3 separate regions of the Homo sapiens genome follow, and all the other regions are linked to region 1. A link is an interaction called in ENCODE POLR2A ChIA-PET data of the cell type or tissue named here. Cell type or tissue: GM12878. All regions are shown on one strand. Links, peaks and the distances in the headings refer to the core of each region. The heading gives the core; the rest is flanking DNA.

Evidence for each region. ChIA-PET counts read pairs that join two places held together with the same protein. Peaks named below come from ENCODE experiments on the same cell type or tissue, not always from the same donor. Only the 100,000 strongest peaks of a DNase experiment are listed, where the experiment ranks them.
Region 2: POLR2A ChIA-PET joins it to region 1 with 8 read pairs; 2 of 35 experiments call an interaction of 5 or more read pairs at or near these places.
Region 3: POLR2A ChIA-PET joins it to region 1 with 6 read pairs; 1 of 35 experiments calls an interaction of 5 or more read pairs at or near these places.

What each region holds. Positions count from the first base shown.
Region 1 is chr7:128,679,649-128,686,985 of GRCh38, reverse strand. GARIN1A (golgi associated RAB2 interactor 1A) reads right to left here. Exons shown (of 5, transcript NM_001128926.4): 4 at 6,837-6,955; 5 at 1-4,022. The coding sequence ends at 3,827. Among named protein-coding and RNA genes, the nearest start is that of GARIN1A, 11 kb to the right of the region's middle. In GM12878, for the core only: no CTCF peak of the experiment used is centred there; no DNase peak of the experiment used is centred there; H3K27ac peaks cover 342 bases.
Region 2 is chr7:128,528,065-128,535,401 of GRCh38, reverse strand. No RefSeq gene overlaps it. Among named protein-coding and RNA genes, the nearest start is that of METTL2B, 55 kb to the right of the region's middle. RefSeq lists silencers at 3,298-3,417, 3,528-4,077. In GM12878, for the core only: no CTCF peak of the experiment used is centred there; a DNase peak (open chromatin) is centred at 4,151; H3K4me3 peaks cover 3,390 bases; H3K27ac peaks cover 2,565 bases.
Region 3 is chr7:129,098,790-129,106,126 of GRCh38, reverse strand. LOC124901863 (U4 spliceosomal RNA) reads left to right here and starts at 2,427; the gene lies at 2,427-2,572. It also overlaps the pseudogene LOC112267982. RefSeq lists an enhancer at 7,084-7,243. In GM12878, for the core only: no CTCF peak of the experiment used is centred there; a DNase peak (open chromatin) is centred at 3,315; H3K27ac peaks cover 279 bases.

The DNA.
Region 1 (7,337 bases), core at 1,079-6,078:
CAGTGGCCAGTGGAGAGGCTGGAGAGAGAGGCAGGGGTCTAGTCATTTCATGTCAAAGGGTCTGGTTTTATTAAGGAGGAAACTCAGTCAGATATATTTTTTTTTTTTTTGAGATGGAATCTTGCTCTGTTGCCCAGGCTAGAGCGCAGTGGAGTGATCTCGGCTCACTGCAACCTCTGCCTCCCCAGTTCAAGAGATTCTCCTGCCTCAGCCTCCTGAGTAGCTGGGACTACAGACGCGCACCACCACACCTGGCTAATTTTCACATTTTTAGTAGAGACAGGGTTTCACCATGTTGGCCAGGCTGGTCTCAAACTTCTGACTTCAAGTGATCTGCCCACCTTGGCCTTCCAAAGTGCTGGGATTACAGGTATGAGCCACCGTGCCTGGTCCTTTCTGTCAGATTTATGTGTCAAAAAGTTGCTCTGTTAGAGGTATGAAAAGGGAATGAGTTGGGAAGACATTGGAGAGGCATCAAGAGTAATTTGGATTTTGGAGTTAGACAGACTGGCTTCAAGTCCTGGCTCTGCTACTTACTACCTGTGTGACCTTAAGCAAGTTCTTGAACCTCTCTGTGGCTCCGGTTTATCATTTATAAAATGTAATAATAAGATCTACTTCTCAATGGCTTGTGGTGTGGTTTATGTGATCTTTGTAAAGTCAGCATAGTGCTTAGAAGATAGCAAATTTCTAAAGATGTTAGCTATTATGATGATGATGATGATAAAGTCTGGGAGACCAATTGGGGTTACTATTTTACTTTATTTTATTTTGAGACGGAATCTGGCTCTGTCGCCCAGGCTGGAGTGCGGTGGCGCCATCTCTGCTCACTGTAACCTCCACCTCCCAGGTTCAAGAGATTCTTCTGTCTCAGCCTCCCGAGTAGCTGGGACTACAGGTGTGCGCCACCATGCCCAGCTAATTTTTGTATTTTTAGTAGAGATGGGGTTTCACCATATTGGCCAGGCTGGTCTCAAACTTCTGACCTCGTGATCTGCCCGCCTCAGCCTCCCAAAGTGCTGGGATTACAGGCCTGAGCCACCATGCCTGGCCTGGGGTTACTATTAATACAATAGTCTAGGTGAGGGCTGATGAAGGCTTAAACCAAGACAAAGAAGTGGGGATGACAAGCCTTTCAATGTTTATAAGTATGCCATATAGATAGGATGGCCACATGATTTGTGATTCACTGAGGGACACTTCTCAGAGTGAAATGGGTATGTATTAATAATGATACCAGGACAACAGGCATGCATTTGGAAGTACAATCACCCTGCACATTAGTCTTTTCTAAGTTCAGCTTCTAGATGTCCCTCACCAGCACCAACAATGCTCAGCTTATTTGATTGTAACATACTGAAAGGAAACTTGTTTTTAATTTTACTGGAGGCAAGACAAAACCAACAAGCATCAGGCATCCTCTTAACTCAGATGTCTTTTCTGACTCAATTCAGCCAGATTTGACTGCTCAGCCCAACTGAGCATGCACAAGAGGAGGGCAACCATGTTCTTTCTTTCTGCACCACATAGGATGTGAACCACACATGCTGGAAAGCAGGGCCTCCAGCTTTCATTTGCAGACTGGGTGGCTCAGACATCAGGTCAACATTAATGGCTTCACTATGTCTCCAAAATAGGACTTGGCATCTCTCCCAGACCCTCCCTCAAGGCAGGTAACTTGTCCGTCTGTCTTGTTCTCTCCAATATACTTAGCGTCAAACGCAGTGTCTAGCACCTAGCAGGAGCCTGACAAATACTTATTAAATATTGGAGTGGGCGTGGTGGGGCTGGGCGTGGTGGCTCATGCCTGTAATCCCAGCACTTTGGGAGGCCGAGGAGGGTGGATAACCTGAGGTCAGGAGATCAAAACCAGCCTGGCCAACATGGAGAAACCCTGTGTCTGCTAAAAATACAAAAATTAGCCGGACTGGTGGTTCACACCTGTAATCCCAGCTACTTGGGAGGCTGAGGCACAAGAATCGCTTGAACCTGAGAGGTGGAGGTTGCAGTGAGCTGAGATCACACCACTGCACTCCAGCCTAGGCAACAGAACAAGACTGTCTCAAAAAAAAAAAAAAAGGAGTCATGGTATTTTCCTTGTAAGTATTCCCTATGTGTATAAAGGTTGGCCAAAGCTCCTACCCCATTCCCAATACTCAAAGATGCCATGTCTTCCAGTTCACTTTCATTAGGTTCTGGGTAAGAAACAGTCAAATTAATCAGAATTTCTGGTGATGGGCAGTCAATATCTTCCTCACCATGTTTTCATTAGCAATGAAATGTTGTATGAGCCAGGGGAGCCTTCATAGCTTTACACTAACACAGGGCAATGAAGACCTAATTTATTCTTTTTTTTTTTTTTTTTTTTTTTGAGATGGAGTCTGGCTCTGTCACCCAGGCTGGAGCACAGTGGCATGATCCCAGCTCACTGCAAGCTCTGCCTCCTGGTTCAAGCAATTCTCCTGCCTCAACCTCCTGAGTAGCTGGGACTACAGGTGTGCACCACCACATCCAGCTAATTTTTGTATTTTGGGTAGAGACAGGGCTTTGCCATGTTGGCCAGGCTGGTCTCGAAGTCCTGACCTCAAGTGATCTGCACACCTTAGCCTCCCAAAGTGCTGGGATTACAGGCAAGAGCCACCGCGCCCAGCCAAAGACTCAATTTCTTGCTTGATATAGTGGAGCAACACAAAGGAATCTTCCAGCTGGTTACCATCCTTCTCAGGATTTCTTTTATTTTGGGCTTGCAGTAGCTCAACCTCTATTTCCCCCTGCCCCTTTGAAAGTTGATTTCTCCTCAGAGGCCCTTTCCAAGCCAGCCTTGGACTGGCTTTCTTGGCTTTGCTTGGCTATTGTGTGGTTTCAACTGAGCAGACTGATATATGATTTGGATCTGTCTCCCTGCCCAAATCTCATGTTGAATTTAATCCCCAGTGTTGGAGGAGGTGCCTGGTGGGAGGTGATTGGATCATGGGGGTGGATTTCCTCCTTGCTGTTCTCATGATAGTGAGTTCTCACGAGATTTGGTTGTTTAAAAGTGCATAGCACCTCCCACTTCTTTCTTTCTCCTGCTCCAGACTCGTAGGACAGGTCTGCTTCTCTTTTGCCTTCTGCCTTGATTGTAAGTTTCCTGAGGCCTCCCCAGTCATGCTTCCTGTACAGCCTGGGGAACCATGAGCCAATTAAACCTCTTTTCTTTATAAATTACCCAGACTCGAGGCTGGGCCTGGTGGCTCACGCCTGTAATCCTAACCCTTTGAGAGGCCAATGTGACTGGATGGCCTGAGCTCAGGAGCTGGAGACCAGCCTGGGCAACGTGGTGAAACCCCATCTCTACTAAAATATAAAAACTTAGCCAGGTGTAGTGTGTGCCTGTAGTCCCAGCTACTTGGGAGGCTGAGGCTGGAGAATTGCTTGAACCCAGGAGGTGGAGGTTGCAGTGAGCCATGATCGCACCACTGTACTCCAGCCTGGAGACAGAGCAAGACTCTATCTCCAAAATAAATAAATAAATAAATAAATAAATAAATAAAATTACCCAGTCTCAGGTAGTTCTCTGTACACACAGACAGTAACTTTTCCCACCTATTTTTCCAAAAACTGCTCCTGTTCTCAGTCAGTCCTTTCCCAAACTGGAGCCTCCCTATAGCCCAACCTGCAAAAATTAGGGACTCACTTGGAAGTTTATTGGTGGAAGTAGAGAAGCACCTTGTTGGAAACACCATCTTACCTCTCCCAAGGTCACTTGGCTCACAGTGGAAAAGGAGCATTATAAGAGGTGGTAGCAAGTACACGTATGCAAGGAAGAGCATGTTTTGCCTAGGTGTCAGGCTCCCAAGAAGTGCTCTCCTAGGTAACTGGCTATATGAACTTGTAGAAGGTGCTCATTCCAGTCCTCTTGTTCCCAGAGGCTGTGGCTCAAGGCAGCTCTCATGGGTATATTCAAATTGATTGGAGATGCCACTGGAGAGGGTATCTTGTAGCTGCTGCAGTTGTCTATTTCAATGGCAGTGTCATTGTTCCTGTAGGAGCCCAGGGAATTTTGGGGTTATTGAAAGCAATAGAAGAAAAAGAAAACATTGTTAAAATTTAACTTAAAAACCACTTTCAGCTGGGTGCAGTGGCTCACACCTGTAATCCTAGCACTTTGGGAGGCCGAGGTGGGCGGATCACTTGAGGTCAGGAGTTCAAGACCAGCCTGGCCAACATGGTGAAACCCCGTCTGTACTAAAAATACAAAAATTAGCCAGGCATGTGGCACACGCCTGTAATTCCAGCTACTCGGGAGGCTGAGGCATGAGAATTGCTTGAACCCAGGAGGCGGAGCTTGCAGTGAGCAGAGATGGCACCACTTCCAGCCTACGTGACAGAGTGAGACTCCTTCTCAAAAAACAACACAAAACAAAAAAAACCAACTCACTTTCTAATCATGCCTTTTTCCAGCTCCAGTGCTTTAAGGACATGTAGAAATATGGAAATGTGGGGCAGTGACAATATGCACACATGCAATAATGTTAAGGGCAACCCGAGGAGAGAAAGCCACAGAGGAGGAGGAGGGAGCCTGGAGCTAAGGCCTGCCCTGTGGAGGAACAAACAACTCTTCAAACCTTAAGTACTGCTTTGATGTGTTGAGAATATAATGTATTATGACTCAAAGACAAAATCCCGGGGACTAAAAATTTAAGATCAGAGAAGTGAGAGTGAGCTGGGCTGCCTGAAGGGATTGCCAGCCTTGGTAACCAAGGGCTTGGGTTGTCACGTGGGGAGAGAGTCCTTTGTAAAGAGTTGCTGGCTCCTTTTCCTTAAGCTGAAAGAGAGAGCCTTCCTTGGACAACCCAGGGGGCTTGAGCTGTGGCTCTAGGACTCTGGGAGAAGAGTTGTTTCTGTGCCTAGGAAGCAAGGTCCTCCTCTCCAATGGCTGGTCAAAATATGAGAGGATGATTCCTGAGGACCAGATGTGGACTGTATGAGAGAGAGCAAGCAAGTGTACACCAGCCTGGAGCCACTGTAAGCCTTACCCAGGAGGACTCCTTAAAGGGGATAGCTAGTGCCTGGGGGAGCATGGTCCCTGCAGAGCCATGGCCAGGGGGGTTGTGGGGGGGGGTGCAGTGTGGCCAGATGAAAGGGAGGTGTTGCAGTTGAGGGGCCAGAAAGGAGATTTCAAAGAACCCAAGAAAGCTCCTGGCCAGCTGTGATGGCTCATGACTGTAATCCCAGCACTTTAGGAGGTCAAGGTAGGAGGACTGCTTGGGCTGAGGAGTTTGAGACCAGCCTGGGCAACATAGCAAGACCTTGTCTCTACTAAAAATTTAAAAAATTAGCCAGGCATGGTGGTGCATGCCTGTAGCCCCAGTTACTTGGGAGGCTGAGGTGGGAGGATTGCTTGACCCCAGGAGATTGAGGCTGTAGTGAGCCAAGATCATGGCACTGCACTCCAGCCTGGGCAACAGAGTGAGACACTGTTGGAAAGGAGAGGAGAGGAAAGGAGAGGAGAGCAGAGGAAAGGAGGAGAGGAGAGGGGAGGGGAGGGGAGGGGAGAGGAGGGGAGGGGGAAATAAAAGAGAAAGAAAGAAACGAGAGAAAGAAGGAAAAAGAAAAAAGAAAGAAAGCTCCTAAGAGAAAAAAGGTAGCTTTAAATATTAGGAAACAGAAAGAGAAGAGTGACAACCCAGTTCCCCCCTAGGAAAGGTCACCTTGATAGGGAGCCAGACTGAGGGTAAGAAGATGTGATAAGTTCAGGGTTTTGATAGTTTTCAGACATTAGATATTTTAATTTCAGAATTGAGGCTGCTTTTGCAATTTAAATGGACCAAAGGACCTTTTATATTCTCAGAGAGAGCCCATATGCTATGTGGCCTGCCCAGAAAGCCAGCTTTTATCCAGGGGCAAGAGGAAACCTTCTCCCACTGAAAAAGTTATGAAGGGCAGACAAAATAAATTTGCATTTTGATGATACCCTACAAGTTGCACTTGTGCAGCATATTGGTTGCACTATCTTGCTTTGAGTTTCTATTACTTGTTACAGAAAGAATCTAATACAATTATTAGTAAATTAATGAGACTTTGGAGCTACTGGTTGTTTCCCTTATTCTGTCCATTTTGCAGAAGAGGCTGGTGAGGACCAGGCGCAGTGGCTCACATCTGTAATCCCAGCACTTTGGGAGGCCAAGGTGGGTGGATCACCTGAGGTCAGGAGTTCGAGACCAGCCTGGCCAACATGGTGAAACCCTGTCTCTACTAAAAATAACAAAAAATTAGCCGGGTGTGGTGGCGGTCGCCTGTAATCCCAGCTACTTGGGAGGCTGAGGCAAGAGAATCGCTTGAACCCAGGAGGTGGAGTTTGCAGTGAGCTGACATCACGCCATTGCACTCCAGCCTGGGCAACAAGAGTGAAACTCTGTCTCCAAAAAAAAAATAAAAAGAAAGAAAGAAAGGAAAAAGAAAACTAAAAAAGAAGAGGCAGATGAGGCAAAGAGAACTAGGGTTTTACCCCAGGGATCCTTGTGAGCTTGGATTGGAAATAGTCAATAGCTAACTCCACCATGAGCCTGCTTTGTTAGCTTACACTTCTTTGAATTAATTTTCTCATCCCTCATTCCTTTTATTGAACACCTGTCATTAGAAAACACTGGAGTTTGCCTAAGAAGTGAATATTCAGATCAAAGGGCCAAAGACCTTGTTTTCAAAGGCAGGCTTACAATAAAATTGACAGAAAAAGCCATGTGCATGACTATCTAAAATACAAAGAATACAAAGAAGGAACTGAGATAGGTTCGTTGACCCCATGACTTCACACTGGAGGAAGGGATCTGGAGCTGACCCCACAGAGGACCCACCTGTCTGCTGTGAGCTGGGGCTTTCCTGAGAGCTGTGAGAAACTGCCACTGGTCTGCTCAGCCGCCAGCAGCACGAGGGGCTCGCTGGGCTGGGGGGATGACAGGAGGCTGTTTTCAGGCTGGATGGAGAAATTTAGCGTCAGATGGCTAGGTCTGCTCAGAGAGTTCTTGGCCTCCTCGGGGTAGAACTTTGAAGGGGTTTGTGATATTACAGTTGAGTTTCACACCCTAACCCTGGGAACCTGTTCCTTCAGCATTAAGTCCCGAGAATCATCCAACAAGAAATGAGACCCCTGGCAGGGTCACACCTGCTCCCTGGTCAACTGCAGTGGCTGCTCTGTCCTGAGTGCAGATCTGAACGTTCAGAGGCAGGGCTGTCAGGCTGTAAAACTGCTGACCTTCAGAGTCAATAACATACTTGAAGCACAGAACTTAAGTGAGAGGAGGAAAGCATTTAGATTCTGAAATCTGAAGGTTTTGAACAGTCCAATCTATTGGCCT
Region 2 (7,337 bases), core at 1,157-6,156, 150 kb after region 1:
CGGTGTCATCTCTCTCTCCCCATACTGCAGATGTGGAGGTACTGTGCTCAAGCATCAGCCCTAACACCTTGCACAATGCCTAGCATACAGCAGGTGCTCAATATTTGTTGGATAAACAAAAACTATCAAGCTGGTTGGGCGTGGTGGCTCATGCCTGTAATCCTAGCACTTCGGAAGGCCAAGACAGGCAGATCACTTGAGGTCAGGAGTTCGAGACCCAGCCTGGCCAACATGGAGAAACCCTGTCTCTACTAAAAATAAAAAAATTAGCCAGGCATGGTGGTGCATGCCTGTAATCCCAGCTACTCAGGATGCTGAGGCAAGAGAATCACTTGAACCCAGGAGACAGAGGTTGCAGTGAGCCGAGATCATGCCACTGCACTCCAGCATGGGTGACAGAGCAAGGCTGTCTCAAAAAAAAAAAAAAAAACCCTATCAAGCTATCCCAGCTCACCAAAACTTGAGACCCATCAAAGAAGCCCATTTTTCCAACTAAACCTCAACACGCCTTCTCCTTGGAGAAGCTACTAACTAAAGCACGAGATCAACACCCAGGTTGCCACGAGACAGGATTTCTTGAAAAGCACAGAAAGAAATGTTGTATCACATTGGTTAAAGATCAAAAGCTCAGCCAGGCACAGTGGCTCCTGCCTGTGATCCCAGCACTTTGGGAGGCCGAGGCAGGTGGATCACCTGAGGTCAGGAGTTCGAGACCAGCCTGGCCAATATGGTGAAACCCCGTCTCTACTAAAAATACAAAAATCAGCTGGGCGTGGTGGCGGGTGCCTGTAATCCCAGCTACTCAGGAGGCTGAGGCAGGAGAATCATCACCTGAACCCAGGAGGTGGAGGCTGCAGTGAGCCGAGATCACACCATTGCACTCCAGTCTGGGTGACAAGAGGAAAACTCTGTCTCAAAAAAAAAAAATCAGTAGCTCATACGTTCACACATCTCAAGCCCAAGTAATATGATCTTGGACCAATGAAGCTTTTAAATAAAATATTGTAAATATACTTTGCGTACTGTATTAAAATCAAACATTTTACACATTGTAAAATCATCCTATGAGAGCAGAGGGGTGGACCAGTGGGTACATAAACATGCATAGGAAACTATAACATTGCTTAACTTCATACGTGCCCGTTAATGGGGGCCTAATCTAATATTATGCTCCTGCAACAAAAATAAAAACTAAGAAGGAAGAATGAGAAGAGCAACAAACCAGTCTGGGGGTGCAACCAGTAAAGAGTCTGCAGACTTCACAGAGGCCAATGTTTCAATACTCTGCCATGTAACTACCTCCAAAGTCCAATGTAACAAAGCTATGCAATGCCTTGTAATTTTCTTTCTGAATGGCTGACAAATTTTAACAAAATATGGCATAGAATCTATACACACATCCTGTTAGTTTCCTTGTAACAAGAACCATGAGAAACCTCTCCTATACCAGAAAGGAAGAAGAAACATATATTCCCATAAAGAACATTTTCAAACCTACCATGTTAAATGACTACTGGAATGACTAGTAGGATCTAAAAGTTCACTGAAATTAAGACCCAAATCTTCTCCCCTGCAAACTATCAGAAGGGCCTACCCAAACTGCTCTTAATCATTTAAAAAATGTGTTTAAACTAGAATATGAATAGTGTTCATTATCATCATTTTACTCACCTTACTAACACCTACTCCAGTAAACCTGGCCTCTAATAATTCCTGCCGTCGTGGGTCCAGGCTATGCAATTCTTCCATTATTTCTACTGAAAAAGAAAGAGTAGGCTGTGAAACCATAAACACTAAAATGTGAGGAGGCAATTTTTTGTAGAACAAAACTCACAGTAATTATTTCACTGAAAGATCAAATGCAGGTAAATCTCAAGTAAATATAGCATACAAGTGGTAGACTACTATGTGCTGCATCAAACGGTAATATATTGAAAAGTTTTAAAGCAGCTCAGAAGTCCTCTTCTATGACAGCCACTTATTCTTCCCTGGTTCTGATTTGATTTTAACAGCAAAAATAAACCCCTCAAACCCTTCACATAATCTCTGCAAAAGTTGAGCACAGGGGAAAGAACAAAACAAGAACTAGCCTGCAAAAAGAAAATTCCTTCTATCAGCCTTCGAATCTAGCTAAGTATCTTCAGATATTTATTTCCCACTCAGGAAGTAGTCCTTAAACTAAAAATATGAATCATTGACAATAATTTCAAAAGAATACAGGATGAATCAGAAGCTACAAATAACTGCAAAAACACTATTATACAGCTCCTTTCTCTGAAGAGCTCACAGTAGCTCATGAGAAAAGGAATTATTTTAAATTTAATAGAGAGCCCATGGTAAAACCATCCACCTCCATTCACTCAGTAAATTAATATAGCTCCATAACAATCCCTTTAAAAAATCTTTTTCTGACCACTCCCTGCATTAGTTTTCTCTTGATTCTGGACATCTGCTTTTAGCCCTTCTTCCAAGCAGGGAGGGGCAGGAGGACACCATTTTTAAACTTCCATAACCAATTAATGCACAGGCTACTTTCAGCAAATATGTCCATCCTTTGCAAGAGACCAACTCCTACACAACCCATTGAAAACCTCTCTTTAATATTAACAGTGGAAAAGAAACATATTACATAGAACCCCTTCGAACACATTATTAAGTAGTTGGAATGGTTGGTGTGATTTTAAAGTTACTGAAAAGATGAATCGAACATTCTCCTCTGCAATCCAACAACTCTACAATCTCCAGTAACAACCCCCTTACAAGTCCTTCAATTTCATTTCCCTTCCTGGATTGAGAGCCTGGGGCAAAGGGGAATGAAAAGGTGACAAATTAAAGTTTCACCCACACATGCAAGTGCAGGTTAGAGAGAGAATTAGGAAATTCTCAGAAAGGCTGAAATGCATCTTCGCAAAAAGAAAAAGAAGGAAAAAAAGAGACTGGGAGAATGAGTTTCCCCCGTGGCCTTCCTTGCGTCTTGCCCTGCCCTAATCGAGGTCGAGGTCGAGGTCGGAATGGCAGAGGCTGCAGTCTCTCCCAAACCCCAAGGTCTCTCGCAACACTTACCAAACCTCCATTCCCCAGGCCCGGCCCGGAAAATGACGCCCCGGCGGTTATTCCGTTTAATGCCAACTCATGTTAAGGAAATAGCCACTCCGTCTAATTCCAGCGGGGCCTTGGACTGGGATCCTCCCTGCAGCCCACAGCCAGGAAGCAGGAGCGATGGGGCCTGGTCCCGGCGCCCCTCGCCGGCTCCAAACTTTCCCCAACTCCAGGCCCACCTGTCACGGAGGAAGGGAGGGCCGGCTCTCGGGGGCGCCCGGGAGGCTGCCGAGGCCTCCAGCTGCCGAGGGGCCCCAGTCTCTCCTCCGGCCGCCGGCCCCAATCCCAGGCCGGGGCCGCCTGGGCCTCCCCCATCTTCTGCCCGGCCCCTCAGCGACCCGCAGCCCTCAGGGAGCCCCTCCCGCCTCAGCGCCCAGGAGCTGCGGTCCGGAGCCGACACCGAGCTGGGCCCAGGTCGCAGGCTCCTCAGGCCAAAAGGGTCCCCGGGACGGTTAATGCCCCAGGCCTGGCGCCCTCCCCCGCCCGGGGCTCAGCCTCTCACCTGCCGCCGCCGCCGCTCCACGCTCCTCCCGGGAGGGGCCCCGACCCGACCCGGCTGCGGGCCGCTCCGCTCTCCCCCTGGGCAGGCCCGGGGCGGAGCCGGGGCCTCCCCTGAGCGCCGCAACCCCCCGCCCGGGCAGCAGCCGCCTGCGCCGGGCTCCACGAAAGGGCGGGCGGGGGAGGGGGGGCACGAAGGCCGCAGATCCCCGGGCTCGCGTACAGAGCCAGGCGCCCGACGCGGGCGCGGGACCGGCCTCCTGGCGCTGGACAAAGGCCAAGGGAGGCGCAGAAGGGCCCAGGCCGGGCCAGGAGGTGGGGGCCCGCTCGGCTGGGGGCCACTCGGGTGCGGCGCGGAGGGCCGGGGTGGGTCGGAACCGCTGGTGCCCAGGACCCGCCTCCGGCCCCTTAATCCGGATCGGTTCGGTCCGGATTAGTACTGATCGGTGTAAACACACTAGTGAAACCGCGTGTTTCCTCGCGAGATTTGCACGGCTGGGAGGCAGGGGGGGTCCTGGGGGGTGGGGGAAGCGCCGACAGTGGGAGAGGAGGGGGAGGGGACGAGGAAAGTGCGGAGTGGGGGGGGTCCCCGCTGCCCCGGCGCCCCGCCTCCTCCAATCAGCGGCCGCGCTGCCGGGCAGGGGTTAACCAGGGCACCCCGCGCCGGCTGAGGAGGCCGCACCTCGCCGGACGGCTGAGGGCGGGCGACGGGCGGCGCCGGCGGACGGGCCGCGACGCCAGGGAAGGTCAGGCGGCCCGGGGCGTCCTGCGACTGCCCGAGGTCGGAGGCCCGGAGGACCCGCCGCCGCCTTTGTGTCACCAGCCCCCGCCCCGCTGGACTGGCCCGGGCCGGGGCGGTTGGGCCGGCGCTGAAGAGGCTTGGCCGCCCGGGTCCACCCGTTCCCGGATCCGCCTCGGCGGCCCCCGCGCCCGCCCAACCCCTGCCCAACCCCTCGGCTCCGCGAGTTTGGGTGAGAAGTGCGGCGGCTTTTCCCAGGGATGGAGTTTAGAGGACGCTAATCCTATGTGCGAGCGGCGGACCCCGCCCGGATTTCCCGGAGGCGCCCGGTTAGTGAGGCGACGGCGCCCACCCGCGTTCGCGGGCTCCCGACCGCCACTCCCCGGAGCCGCCGGCCCGCCCCAGCCCCGCGCGTCGCCCCGGAGGGCGGGCTGCACTCCCTCCACGCACCTGGCTGGCAGAGCGTCTCCAGGGACAAAAGGTGCCCTGGCATCAAAGCCGAGCCCCCGCCCCCGCCGGGATGCTGCCCTCCGGAAGGAGGGGCGCTGCCCCCAAGGTACTCTCCCCGGGCACCCAGGGGGAGGTTCCATTTCAACCTCCGATGAAAAACACGGCCCTCCCGGGTATTTAGGAGGGTCTGAGGGTAAGTGCCAAGATGGAGAAAACACACCGGCCCCTCACAGAGTATCTCCTGAGGAATGACAACTATCTAGTGGGCAAGGAGGGCTTCCTGCATAGCAGAGGGCACCCCCTCTGATCCCCCAACGCCAAGGGAAAAAAATCACTCTTCACCGGCTCCCCTGAGCCAGGACAGGCTCCAGTGCAGCCACCCACCTTATAATTTTCCGCGGATGCTGCCTTGATCAGATAGATCTGAAGATGACTTTAAGGACTACAAGCAAATCTCAAGGGAAAAATTCAGACCTTGAACAACAGCCTTGAACTTTTTCAGGGTTAGACAAGTACTCCCCTGTGGAGTTTCTGCCCTTATTTCTTCGTTCTTCTGTTAATTCTTCCATATTTTAACAGAACACAGACCTGCCGAAACGACACAGGATGGCGCTTTGCTTTTTGTTAGTTCTCCAACCTTCCAAACCCTTGGGGCACATGCAAGCACTGTGGAAAAACTCCATTAAACCAAGAGTCATCTTACTCCAGATCCCAGACTGCTTGGGAAGTTGGACATGCATATTCCCAAAGAGAACAGTGTTGGAAGGAGACAGGAGAGCAGCTCGGGGGTTGGGGGTAGAGGGTAGGAAAAGAGGGCAAGATGGATGACTACCACTCGAGGCCAGCCTCCACTGCCTGTTAGGGCAGTAGAACCTAAGAGCCGGTCCAAGGCAACACAAAAGACAGTGAGGCTAGGTCTTTCATTGCAGCCAACGATCAAGAAAGCAACTCCATCAAATGACACTGTCTTTTAAAAAAAAATTTTTTTTTTGAGACAGAGTCTCGCTCTGTCGCCCAGGCTGGAGTGCAGTGGTGCGATCTTGGCTCACTGCAACCTCTGCCACCCGGGTTCAAGCAGTTCTCCCTGCCTCAGCCTCCTGAGTAGCTGAGATTACAGGCACGCGCTACCAGGCCCGGCTAATTTTTTTTTTTTTTGGTGGAGTCGAGGTTTTGCCATGTTGGCCACGTTGGTCTCGAATTCCTGACCTCAGGTGATCCGCCCATCTCAGCCTCCCAAAGTGCTGGGATTTCAAGCGTTAGCCACCGCGCCCGACCAAATGACACTGTCTTAAATGATTTAATGTCTTAAATCGGGAAAGGAGAGTAAGAGAAAGCACTCAACGGAGTCAGAGGTGTCTTGCAGCCTAGCTCTTTCCACAGACAAGCTACATGGGCCTATCATCTAACCTTTTCAAGCTTCTCCGACTGCTTCTGTGTTGGAGGGATTTGGGCTAGAGGATCTTTTTATTTTTTTTTATTTTATTTTGGTGACGGAGTCTCTCACTGTCGCCCGGGCTGAAGTGCAGTGGCGCAATCTCAGCTCACTGCAACCTCTTTCTCCTGGGTTCACGCGATTCTCCTGCCTCAGCCTCCCAACTAGCTGGGATTACAGGCGCACACCACCACACCTGGCCTATTTTTTGTATTTTTAGTAGAGACGGGGTTTCACTATGTTGGCCAGACTGGTCTCGAACTCCTGACCTCGTGATCTGCCCACCTCGGCCTCCCAAAGTGCTGTGATTACAGGCATGAGCCACCGCACCTGGCCTGTGATCCCATTTTTCAAAGTAATTAGGCTGGGTGCAGTAGCTCACGCCTGTAATCCCAGCACTCTGGGAGGCCAAAGCGGGTGGATCACTTGAGGCCAGCAGTTCGAGACCAGCCTGGCCAACATGGTGAAACCCTGTGTCTACTAAAAATACAAAAATTAGCTCGGCATAGTGGCACGTACCTGTACTTTCAGCTACTTGGGAGGTTGAGGCAGGAGAATTCGCTTGAACCCGGGAGGCAGAGGTTGCAGTGAGCCAAGATGGCACCACTGCACTCCATTCTGGGTGACAGAGTGAGACCCTGTCTCAAAAATAATGATAATAAAATAAAAGTAATTATTTAAGGCTGGGAGCGGTGGCTCATGCCTGTAATCACAGCACTTTGGGAGGCCGAGGTGGGTGGATCATGAGGTCAGGAGGTCGAGACCATCCTGTCTAACACAGTGAAACCCTGTCTCTACTAAAAATACAAAAAAATTAGCCAGGCATGGTGGCGGGCGCCTGTAGTCCCAGCTACTCGGGAGGCTGAGGCAGGAGAATCGCTTGAACCCAGAAGGCGGAGGTTGCAGTAAGCCGAGATCACACCACTGCACTCCAGCCTGGGTGACAGAGCGAGACTCCGTCTCAAAAAAAATTATTATTATTATTTAAAATAATCATTGGGCCTGGTGCGGTGGCTCACACCTGTAATCCTAGCACTTTGGGAGGCCAAGGCGGGCGGATCACGAGGTCAGGAGATTGAGATCCAACCTGGCCAACATGGTGAAACCCCATCTCTACTA
Region 3 (7,337 bases), core at 1,157-6,156, 420 kb before region 1:
TCATTAGTCACCAATAATCATCGAGGGGTGAATTTTATGGTTTTCGAGTTAGAGTTCACATAAAAAGCAGCTGTGTAAAATAACATGTATGGAATTATATTTTTAGGACGATGACATGTAAAAATGTAATATACTTGACAATAACAGCACAAAGGAGGCAGGTGGGAGCAAAGCTATATGGGAGTGAGGAAATAACAGCAGATAGGAACTGAAATCCATAGGAAGAAATCAAGAGGAACAGGAAGGGTAAATAAGATTAATATAACTAACTCTATAAATATGTACTTGGTCTTCTTCTCTCAGGTTCTTTCAAAGTAATAATTATAGCCAGGTACAGTGGCTTATGCCTGTAATCCCAGGACTTTGGGAGGTCAAGATGGGCCAGGAGTTCGAGACCAGCCTGGGCAAAATAGTGAGACCTTGTCTCAATTAAAAAAAAATTAAATAAAAATTAAAAAGTAATAATTATAACACCATACTGTTGGATTTATGATACAAAGAAGCAATATGTGTAACAATAATATCACAAAAAGAGGGAGAAAGGAACACCACTATTTAAGAGTAAAGTTTATATATCTCACTGAACTATTTAAAATATAAATGCCTACGTCTGCTGAATCAGAATTTCAGGGAAATGGCCAGACCTTTCTTAGCCCTTACAGTGCCTTTGTGTGAGTTCAAAAAAGCTTCCTTTTCTCCAGTCAAAGGTAGTTCCATGCTAGGGCCAAAGGCTTAGCAAGGAGAGCGTGAGCTGGAACAACCCCCTCACCCTAGTGCAGTGAATAACCTACACAGCTGTCTGAGGGAGGTGGCCCCAGGCATGACCCACATATTTATTTTAAAATGGCTCCTCTAATAATTCTAATGGACAACCAGTGTTGAGAACTACTGGGTTAGGGAAGCATTCAAAAAGAATCTAGTCTAAAGTATCAGAAAACTGATTAAATATGAGAGATAATTGTTAGAGAGGATTTAGAGGGAAGATTTTCAGGTTTTTTAATCCCAGGGACTGAGAAATTGGTAACAGAAATAGAGGAGATGGAAGGAAAAACCTGATTTGGAGGGAATGAATTCACTTTTAATTATTTTGATTTTGGGCCAGGCATGGTGGCTCATGCCTGTAATCCCAGCACTTTGGGAGGCCAAGGTGGGTGGATCACTTGAGGCCAGGAGTTCGAGACCAGCCAGCCCAACATGGCGAAACCCCGTCTCTACTAAAAATACAAAAATTATCCGGGTGTGGCGGTGGTGCACGTCTGTAATCCCAGCTACTCAGGAGGCTAAGGCACAAGAATTGCTTGAACCTGGGAGGTGGAGGTTGCAGTGAGCCAAGATTGGGCCATTGCACTCCAGCCTGGGCGACAAAGCAAGACTGTCTCAAAACAAAAACAAAGGCCGGGCATGGTGGCTCACGCTTGCAATCCCAGCACTTTGGGAGGCCGAGGCAGGCGGATCACGAGGTCAGGAGATCGAGACCATCCTGGCTAACACGGTGAAACCCCATCTCTACTAAAAATACAAAAAAATTAGCAGGGCGTGGTGGCGGGCGCCTGTAGTCCCAGCTACTCGGGAGGCGGAGGCAGGAGAATGGTGTGAACCCAGGAAGCGGAGCTTGCAGTGAGCCGAGATCGTGCCACTGCACTCCAGCCTGGGCGACAGAGCAAGACTCCATCTCAAAAAAAAAAAAACAACAACAAAACAAAAAACCAAAAAAAAAATTATGTTGAATTTGAGGCCATGGCAAGATATTACATTGCAGTTGGAATGCCACACTGAGAACTGAAAGATAGATGGTTCTGAACTCAAAAACTTTGTATTTAGGAAGCACCACATAGCACAGTGATAATGAAAATAGATACCCCATATAAAGAGCCTACTCAGTGCTTTACCCAGTGCTGGACAGTGTGTATAAATACGAGCAGCAGTTGGCATGAGGCTGATGGAAGATGGTCACTCATAAGCAATTATTTACCCTAAAAACACATGTGTTTGGCCAGTGACCTGGACTGGACTGGATGAAGGCCAGGGTCAGAAAGTGAAGTGTGACTGGGAGGATGGAGGTGGCCTGTAAGTGATGCCAGCAGGTGGCTGAGGAGGATGCCACCACTTGAGGTTCCAGGGCACCACCCTGAGATCTTGAAACAGGTGAGGCTCAGTATTATTGTGACAAATGGGTGATAAAAATGACAATGGCTTCCCAAGTTCCACGGCCAGCTGCCATGGGGTCTCATGTGGGACAAACCCCTTTCCGCCCCTCATCCCCACTACAGTGTGTCTGGCATTGACATTCACCAAAACCAGAAGCCTGAGTGTGTTTGTGTCTGGGTTCATTGGACTGGCCCTGGTTGATGAACTGGCTCAAGATTCAAAACTTTTGTGGTTTGGCCCATGGATACTTTCCTGCAGAAAAAAAAAAAAAAGGCCAGAGCTTTGCACAGTGGCAGTATTGTAGCCGATGAGGTTTATCCAAGGCATGATTATTGCTAATTGAAATTCAAAAAAAGCTGGGGGGAGAAAAAGGCCAGCATGAAGAAAAAGAGGAAGGTACAGAATGATTGGAATTGGCAGGTTATTGGAGGAGGGGCACACAGCAAGTCCCACCCCATAGCATAAAGGACACTTAACTGTATGGGCATACACACAGCTATAGTTGTCCCCATGGGCCTCAGTGCTGTGGACAGGCCCAGCCAGTCTCAGGGCTTGGCCAGACTGGTGAGCAGGTGTAGACAGGTAGCCAGCCTACATTTGTGCCATACCACAAGTCTACCATTTCTGTAAGGCCACCTCCTAGGGCATCTGAGCTGGTTGATAGCATCATTATGCTCAAGCCACCCTGGAAGTTTGCGCATAGGTCAAATCCAGAGCCAGGAAACCGAATGCCATGAAAGAGAGGCTCACTCTCTCCTTCCTTAGCTGAAATGGCAGATGATTGATGCCTGCTGGGGTCTGTTGTATTCCAAATGGTCCCATGAGGAATACAGCAGAATGGATTCTGTTTAGGGTCTCTCTGACTACATGAGGGGCACAAACCATTTCAGAGTTTCTCAATAGGTCAGGAAAACAGAAATTATTCTATGATTTTCCTTGCCCGCAAAGTATGAGGCCAGGAAGGTCAAAAAATGATGCCAACGAAGCAGGCTAGCATGAGACAGCAGAGGCTTTGGTGCAGTGTTGGGGAAGAGGAAGAAGACTGTGGACTTGGCCTGCACTGGGGGAGGATGGGAATGGCGCTGCAGGCTCAGAACTTTGGCTCCTCTGACTGTAAAAGCTGGAATTCACCTCTAGAAGGAGAAAGTTTCTTTGCAACACCAAGTTAGCCAAGCGGAACGAATGCAGAGCCCCTGCAAGCTCTTCCTTCTCGCCTGACTGGGAATCTCAGAGCTTGTGAGTTAGTTACTGAATAACTGGTAGCAGCAGCTGACGTGACCCAAAGGCCTTTCATAGAATCAGCAGTTTAAAGAACTGCAGCCAGACAGTGAGTCCAAGGTCAAAAGTTGGGAGAAACCAGATCCTGGGCTTCATTGCAGAGCTACAGGGCAGGGAGAAACCAGTCCAACACATGTAATGCAGGAGCAAGTATATGCAGCAGAAGGGAAGAAAGGAATGTGTGCAGGATTGAAATCTGCCCTCAGCTCGGGCACAATGGCTCACGCCTGTAATCCCAGCACTTTGAGAGGCCAAGGCGGGCGGATCACCTGGGGTCAGGAGTTCAAGACCAGCCTGACCAACATGGAGAAACCCCGTCTCTACTAAAAATACAAAATTAGCTGGGTTTGGTGGTGCATACCTGTAATGCCAGCTAACTCAGGAAGCTGAGGCAGGAGAATCACTTGAACCCAGGAGGCGGAAGTTGCGGTGAGCCGAGATCGTGCCATTGCACTCCAGCCTGGGTAACAAGAATGAAACTCCATCACAAAAAAAAAAAAAAAAAAAAGAAATCTGCCCTCAGATTGTCTTGATGCAGTGGGTACTGAGCCATCACCTACCCAACTGAGCTGGACATGATGAGTTTTGTGTCTTTAGAGTGTCTATAAACATAGACCCTTGGAGTGGATCATGAGTTGTCATCCCCTAATTCCTCTTGTCTTCTACTTCTAACATGCCAAGAGGCATGTTACTAATTATATGGCTCCTTTGCAAAACCTCCCAAGGGGCCTGCCTTCCTCTCGCTATTCCCGTGGGCGGAGTTCGCTTAGCACTTAAGCACATCTATTTTTTCACTTAACTTGCTCCACTGAGAGTATTTCCATAGCTCTTTCTCTTCACTGGATTGTGATTTATTGAGGGTAGAGCCATTTCGTATTCAGTTGTATTTATGTTAGCAGGGCTCGACTCAGTATTGGGTGCATAGGAAGTACTCAACAAACACCTAGCAAATGAAGGACTCATTGAACCCCAGTTTCAAGGCATACTTACATTAACCTGGCCCTCCTCTCCTTCTGCAGTCTCACCTCCCATTCACTCTTAGCTCCAGCCACTTCTTTCTATCTGAAGTTCCCAGCCAAGAACACAGCCCTTTGTATCTACATCTTTGTGCTTTCTCTACTGCTCTCCCAACATTCTGAAATTCTCTTCTTCCCTCTCTTTGCTTTTGGACATGCAATTTCACCCTTACCTCTCCACCCACTGGGCTGGGAGCTCCTTGAAGGCAGGACAGTGGGCTTATTTTTATTTCCCACAGAGCCGGTCTGGTGCCTAGCACTCAGCAGAGGCTCAATTGGTGTTTGCTAAGGGAAGGAATGAATTACTCTGGCTTTGACTGAAACTATGTTCTGGCCTCCATCAGGCAGCTCCTCATTATGTCTTAGTTAATTGCCATTTGTTTAGGAGGATTTGCTCAGGAAGGAGGAGATGAGTAACTAACCAGTGGGGAAAGTCAGTATTAAATGGGGCTTTGAGCAGGAGTAGTTTGAAAATTGTTGGCTTAATCAAGAGTGGCTAGCTACTTCCATTTCACCAGGTCCACACATTTAATAGGGTGAAGCCATCTTGGATTTGTTATAGGGGATGTCCTGGCTCTCCCTTATTCCACAAGAGCCAAATGGGTTCAGGAAAGAGGTCAGTGTGGAGAGACATCTCCACCCCACTCTCTGTTCCTGCCCCAGCCCTGGAACAATGCCAGATATACACAAAATTATGAAGTGGATAAGGTTTGGCTTTGTCCGTGTCCTATTAATACTTGTATGTCTCTTTTCCCTCGTTGTCTCCTTCTAACTCTTTCCCAGTTTATAGACTAAATGTTTCTGCTCTGTTTTCATCCCTCCAGGGTGGAGGGAAGGGAATATAATATGATTAATCAGTAACCAGGGATGAAAAACTCTAACCCTCTCAGAGGCCAAGGGAAACAAGCCAAGTTGGCTGGGTAGGGACAAAGTGACCATGTCCTAGTGAAAGGGGCAGCTGCTTCCCTGCTCAGGTGGTTGGTTGTTCACAGGCACCATGGGCCCAGGGCTGCGTGATCTTGTGTCTTGCAAAATCGCCCTTGCTATGAGCCTTGACATTGCCAGGAAAAACTGTTAAAGACTAGGAAAAGGGCAAAAGAGATTATTGGGTGTCCTTTCAGTGGATTGTAGGGTGTAGTCTCACACATTCTCTAAGGATGATGTTACTCTATAGGAGCTTGTGCGGTCGACAGATTTTTTTTTTTTTTTTGAGACAGAATCTTGCTCTGTCGCCCAGGCTGGAGTGCAGTGGCATGATCTCTGCTCACTGCAGCATTCGACTCCTGAGCTTAAGCGATTCTCCTGCCTGAGCCTCCCGAGTAGCTGGGATTACAGGCACCCACCACCACACTCGGCTAATTTTTGTATTTTTAGTAGAGACAGGGTTTCACCATGTTGGCCAGGCTGCTCTCAAACTCCTGACCTCAAGTGATCCATCCGCCTCAGCCTCCCAAAGTGCTGAGATTACAGGCGTGAGCCACTGCGCCCAGCCCCATGGATCTTGAGATGGGGAGATTGTTCCTGATTATACAGGTAGGCCCAAAGTAATTACAGGGGTCCTTATAAGTGAAAGAGGGAGGCAGAGAGTCAGAGTCAAAGGTGTGACCATGGAAGCAGAGAACCTGAGGTGATGCAAAGTGAAAAGCACACAACCAAAACCATTACTGGCTTTGGAAATGGAGGAATAGGCCATGAGCCAAGGAATGTGAGTAGCCTCTAGAAGGTAGAAAAAGCAGCCAGGCACAGTGGCTCACAGCTGTAATCCCAGCACTTTGGGAGGCCAAGGCAGTCAGATCATCTGAGGTCAGGAGTTCGAGACCAGCCTGGCCAACATGGTGAAACCCTGTCTCTATTAAAATACAAAATGCAGGGCGTGGTGGCTCACGCCTGTAATCCTAGCACTTTGGGAGGCTAAGGTGGGCAGATCACTTGAGGTCAGGAGTTCGAAAACAGCCTGGCCAACATGATGAAACCCTGTCTCTACTAAAAATACAAAAAAAATTAGCTGGGTGTGATGGCGGGCACCTGTAATCCCAGCTGCTTGGGATGCTGAGGCAGGAGAATTGCTTGAACTCGGGAGGTCGAGGCTGCAGTGAGCTGAGATCATGCCACTGCACTCCAGCCTGGGTGACAGAGCGAGAGCTTGTCTCAAAAAACAAACAAACAAAAAAACCTTGTCCCGTGGAGAATATAAACCTCTGTAGGTAAAATTCTCATTAGAGTTTGTTTCAACATCTTATTGGTTCCTTTATTAATTGAGTTGAATAAAATATTTGATGCATGTTAATTTGATATTTGCGTAAGTTCATGTTATCAACTTTTTTTTAAAAAAAAACTCTACTTTAACAATGAAACGTTCATATTCTGCACCCCTGTGCCTTTGAATTTAAGCTGTAGTCATACTTTTGAATCCACTGTGACATCACTCACTAATTTGATTTCTATTTTTCAAGCAGTTAATTATCACACATTTCAAGAAGGCATGTGCTAGCAAGGCCTGCAGTTGGGATCCCAATGGGAAGGTGTTATATTTACCAAGATTTTGGTTACGATGAGCTACTGCATTTGGACTTGAGAAAGTGTCAAACAGTATATTTTTTCAACAGCTAAAGCCTTAAGGAGTATTTTCTACTGAGCCAATAGATATGCATTTTAACACTTTTTTTCCTGATAGTGATAGTTCATACTAATATCTACCATGTTACTGCTGAACGTATTTGTCAACAGGGAGTGGGAAGATCAAAAGCACTATGTGCATGAGTAACTAACTAGTCTACCTTGCAAATTGTTGCCAACATGGGGCAGGGCTGGGTGGTGCATGAACCAGCAGCTAAGCGATGGAGTGGGAAGGACGGAGACTTGCTCCAAGCAGCTTGCAGCAGGTGCAGTGAGACA